Linked DNA regions of Homo sapiens: region 1 is linked to region 2. Evidence: read pairs that join two places in POLR2A ChIA-PET (ENCODE). Cell type or tissue: IMR-90. All regions are shown on one strand.

Evidence for each region. ChIA-PET counts read pairs that join two places held together with the same protein. Peaks named below come from ENCODE experiments on the same cell type or tissue, not always from the same donor. Only the 100,000 strongest peaks of a DNase experiment are listed, where the experiment ranks them.
Region 1: POLR2A ChIA-PET joins it to region 2 with 6 read pairs; 3 of 35 experiments call an interaction of 5 or more read pairs at or near these places.

What each region holds. Positions count from the first base shown.
Region 1 is chr19:1,571,532-1,574,031 of GRCh38, forward strand. MBD3 (methyl-CpG binding domain protein 3) reads right to left here. Exons shown (of 7, transcript NM_001281453.2): 7 at 2,065-2,500. Among named protein-coding and RNA genes, the nearest start is that of MEX3D, 4.5 kb to the left of the region's middle. In IMR-90, no CTCF peak of the experiment used is centred here; no DNase peak of the experiment used is centred here.
Region 2 is chr19:1,416,189-1,418,688 of GRCh38, forward strand. It overlaps DAZAP1 (DAZ associated protein 1), which reads left to right. Exons shown (of 12, transcript NM_018959.4): 2 at 1,312-1,352; 3 at 2,016-2,182; 4 at 2,478-2,500. Among named protein-coding and RNA genes, the nearest start is that of DAZAP1, 9.9 kb to the left of the region's middle. RefSeq lists enhancers at 1-339, 340-934. In IMR-90, no CTCF peak of the experiment used is centred here; a DNase peak (open chromatin) is centred at 1,203; H3K27ac peaks cover 897 bases.

The DNA of each region.
Region 1 (2,500 bases), 160 kb after region 2:
CTCATTGTGGCCTCATCGCTCATTGTGGCCGCATCGCTCTGACCTCGGCCTCTGTCTTCACACACCCATGTCTCCCTGTATGTGTCCTGGTTTCCCTCTTCTCATGGGAACAGGAGTCACGGGATGAGAGTCCACCCCCTCCCGTACAACTTTGGCTTAACTTGTCTGCAGAGACCCTCTTTCCAAACAAGGTCCCATTCAGAAGTTGTGGGGTTGAGGACACAGACATCTTTGTGCGGACATGATTCAACCCATAATATACCTCCTTGGTTGTGACAGCCCAGATGCCCACAAACGTGGCCCCTGGGCCCAGAGTCACCTCAGGTGGGAAGCGCTGGTGTAGGTGGTGGCACTATTGTGGTCACCGTGAAATGTGAAATTCTCTCAGGCCCACTCTGCATCTGATGTTTTTTACTTTTTCTTTTCTTTTCTTTTCTTTTTTTTTTGAGACGGAGTCTAGCTCTGTTGCCCAGGCTGCAGTGCAGTGGCACAATCCCAGCTCACTGCAAGCTCCGCCTCCTGGGTTAAAGCGATTCTCCTGCCTCAGCCTCCTGAGTAGCTGGAACTACAGGCATCCGCCAACAAGTCCAGCTAATTTTTGTATTTTTAGTAGAGACGGGGTTTCACCATGACGGTCAGGCTGGTCTTGAACTCGTGACCTCAGGTGATCCGCCCGCCTTGGCCTCCCAAAGTGCTGGGATTACAGCCATGAGCCACCACGCCCGGCCGCGTCTGACATTTTTTCATGGGAGAATGTTGGAAGAAAATCACATAGGAAGGGAGGCATTTTGACCGGGCAGGGTGGGGGTTATGGGAGACAAGAGGAGCCGTGATCATCGCTGATGAAGCCCAGGGGTGGGCCTGGGGGATCCATTGTCTTGCTTAGGATACAGTTTTTTTTTGTTTGTTTTGTGTTTTTGAGAACGGAGTCTTGCTCTGTCACTCAGGATGGAGTGCAATGGCGCCATCTTGGCTCACTGTAAACTCCGCCTCTCAGGTTCAAGAGATGCTCCTGCCTCAGCCTCCTGAGTAGCTGGGATTACAGGTGCCCACCACGCCTGGCTAATGTTGTATTTTTAGTAGAGAAGGGGTTTCTCCGTGTTGGTCAGGCTAGTCTCAAACTCCCGACCCCAGGTGATCCTCCTGCCTAGGCCTCCCAAAGTGTTGGGATTACAGGCGTTAGCCACCGTGTCTGGCCTATTTATTATTATTATTTTTTTGAAGACAGAATCCCTTCACTCTGTCGCCCAGGCTGGAGTGCAGCGGCGTGATCTCAGCTCACTGCAACCTCTTCCTCCCTGGCTCAAGGGATTCTCCTGCCTCAGCCTCACGACTAGCTGGGACTACAGGCACCTACCACCATGCCCAGCTAATTTTCGTGCTTTCTAGTACGTGTTGGCCACACTGGTCTCAAACTCCTGACCTCAAGTGATCTGTCTGCCTAGGCCCTGCAAAGTGCTAAGATTACAGGCGTGTCCCACCTTGCCCAGCCTGTACAAAAAATTTAAAAATTAGCCGGGTCTGATGGCACACACCTATGGTCCCAGCTACTTGGGAGTCTAAAGTGGGAGGATTGCTTGAGCCCGGGAGGCAGAGGTTGCAGTGAGCTGAGATTACGCCACTGCACTCCAGCCTAGGTGACAGAGTGAAATCCTGCTTCAAAACAAAGAAAAAAAAAAAAAAGGCCAGGTGCAGTGGCTCACGCTTGTAATCCCAGCACTTTGAGGGGCCAAGGTGGGGGCAGATCAGTGGATCACCTGAGGTCAGGAGTTCGAGACTAGCCTGGCCAACATGGCAAAACCCCGTCTCTACTAAAAATACAAAAAATTAGCCGGGCGTGGTGGCACATGCCTGTAATCCCAGCTACTTGGGAGGCTGAGACAGAATTGCCTGAACTGGGGAGGCAGAGATTGCAGTGAGCCAAGATCGCACCATTGCATTCCAGCCTGGCGACAAGAGGGAAACCCCATCTCAAAAAACAAAACAAAACAAAACAAAACTCAGAAAGGAAAAGGAAAATGCACAGGGAGAATCCTGTGATGGAGAAGGAAGGCAGGCAGGACAGCAGAGACAGGAGCATTTTATTGCTTGTAAATTACATCTCAAAAAACCCACTTCACACACGTTAACTGGAAATATCTTCAAATGAACGGCCGTGAGCGTGGTTATTTTGGTAACCAGAGAAGGCTAAAAATTAAAACTGTGAAAATTAAAACTGAGCAGGGAAGGCAGTTTTGTGGTCTCATATTATTTGCCCTCAACAAAATTCTTTTGCCCGTGGCCAACATGGTGAAACCCTGTCTCTACTAAAAGTACAAAGATTAGCTGGGTGTGGTGGCGGGCGCCCGTAATCTCAGCTACTCAGCAGGCTGAGGCTGGAGAATCTATTGAACCCGGGAGGAGGAGGTTGCGGTGAGCCAAGTTTGCACCATTGCACTCCAGCCTGGGCAACAAGAGCGAAACTCCATGCCGAAGAAGAAGAAGAAAAAAAAGTACACAA
Region 2 (2,500 bases):
GTGGGGCAGTAACGTGTTCAACCTGACAGCGACGTTTTTGCTGAAAGCCGAAGCCAAGGGTGGTGTGGTTGGCCGTCAGGGATACAGGGCCCCGCGTGGGAATGGTGCTTTCAGTGAGGCTGGCAGGATTCTTGCGGCTCAGGTGGGAGCTTTGGCCTGCACGGTGTTTTGCTCTCTGGAGACCAAGGGTGATGATGGTGCTGGCACTGAGTCACAGCTGAGATTCAGCTCAGGGACTTCATTTCTGAATGCGTGTCCTCTTTCCCAGGGAAAGCAGGCAGGATGGGAGAGTCGCCGATAGAACCACCTCTTCCCTGCCTCCTGGGCTTGGGGGAAGCTTGAATGACATCTAAGGCCCCGTGCCTGGGTAAGCCTTGTGGTGTCTCAGACATGCCCAGTGGGTGCCATGGCTGACTCAAGGTGGCACAGTCCCCATTGGGAGTTGGCACAGTCCCCATTGGGAGTTGGCACAGCCAAGGCCCTGGGGCCACCTGGAGCGGCAGTGAGGTGGAAAGGTGAGTGGGCCCTTGGGCGTCGCTGCAGGGTCGATGGCGGACGCCTTGGGAGAGCTCCAGCTCTTCTGCCCGGAGGAGACAGCCCCAGGACGGGGGTGGCGCGGGTCTTTGGTGGGGGCAGGCAGGAAGTGCCAGTGCTGAGACTGAATTTCAGGCCCTTCTCATCTGCCAATAAGAGACAGCCCCAGAATGGGGGTGGCGCGGGTTTGTCGGGGGTAAGTAAGTGGGGCCAGTGCTGAGACTGGAGCTTCAGGGCCTTCACCTTCATCTGTGGGCCTCTCGTTAGTTCGTGAGTGCAGGCTCATTGGGAGGCTTCTGTCTGTGTCCCCCCACCCCCGCCCCAGGCTGTAATTCAGAGGCCGTGTGGCATAGGCTTCTAGTTTACTGTGCATCATTTCAGATGTAGACTTCTACATTCTTTTTCCTGATTATAAAATACTCGCAAAAGCTGTAGGAAAGCGAGCCTGTGTCCCACTTGGCAGCAGTGCAGGTGAGCGTGGTGCCGTCACCACTGGCCTGTCCCAGGAACTCATCGCCCGCCACGCATGAGGTCAGCGTGCGGCTCTGTGGCACGGTCCTCTCCCCATGGCAAGGATTGGGATCATCTTTCATGTCTGCAGACAGCATGGGCGAGGCTGACTCGCCATTGCTGTGAGCTTTGTATGCCGTCACGTGCACAAGGACGTTTGCGTCAGCTGCTTCTGTGGTTTGAATTAAGACCTCAGCTTGGCTTGGATGGGGGCATTTCTAAGGCGAGCGCTGTCTTGATCCTGAATGTTTTCTCATTGAATCGCAGGAAGCTCTTCGTGGGCGGTCTTGACTGGAGCACGACCCAAGGTAGGTGGGGAAGGGGTGTCAGGTGGGTACTGCAGATGGGCTCTAGGACCTCGGCCTTCAAGTTGTGTCTGCCCGCCTCTTGCTACTGTCTTGGATATTTTAAAGTCCTTTTGACGTTGTTCTGATTTCTGGGCAGGGGACAGAGTAAGTGTGTATTTGCTCTGAGACTGTTAATTTGGTATTTCCATCCCAAGTTACAGGGAAGACCTCAGGCTGCAGGTTCCTAGCTCCGGGCTGAGGTGGCTTGTGGAGGCAGACAGCTGTTGTCTGGAAGTGCAGAGGGCTGGGGGCTGGCCAGGCTGTTACTGAGTTCAGAATAGGAGGAAAGAGTGTGTAGCAAAGTCGGCGCTCCTTGGCCACTGCCAGCATTCAGAGTTGTCTTGTTTGCCTTGCCTTAAACGTTGCCTTCCTGGACGCCTACAAAGTCAGGTTGTAACCGCTGGCCACTGCTGTGCTCACTGGCAGCCCCTGATTTACGTGAGGACCTCAAGTGTGTGTTGGGCAGAATTCCCCAGCGCTTCCCGTACACCCCCCACCCCCAGTGCAGCATCGCTCGGTGCGTGGCTGGTGGACTGGAGGAGTGTGCGTGCCGGCAGCACTGCCAGGCACGTGCCTAATGCTCTGGCCCTGTGTGTTTGTGTTTTCTTCCCGATTTCTGAGCAGAGACTCTGCGCAGCTACTTTTCCCAATATGGAGAAGTCGTAGATTGTGTTATCATGAAAGATAAAACCACCAACCAGTCTCGAGGCTTTGGGTTTGTCAAATTTAAAGACCCAAACTGTGTGGGGACGGTGCTGGCCAGCAGACCGCACACGCTAGATGGCCGAAACGTAAGTGCCCTTCCGGGAGCTCACACCCGCTCTCTGTCTCCCCTGTCCTTCCTCTGCTTCATTTTTTCCTGGACTCTGACCGATGTTTGCGTTAGAGTATGTTTGAACGTGGGGTCGATTGGGAAGGATTAAGCCTTGGTGCTGAGGCTGGATATTGCAGGAGGATACAGGGTGAATGGAGCCGGCGGGGCGGGGCGGGCCGGGCTGCTGTGCCGTGGCTGCTGTTGTGCTGACACCCTCTTTCCTAGAGAAACAGCCTCTTATTCACAACCAGCTGATTTGAAATTTCCTGCAGATCGACCCCAAGCCATGCACACC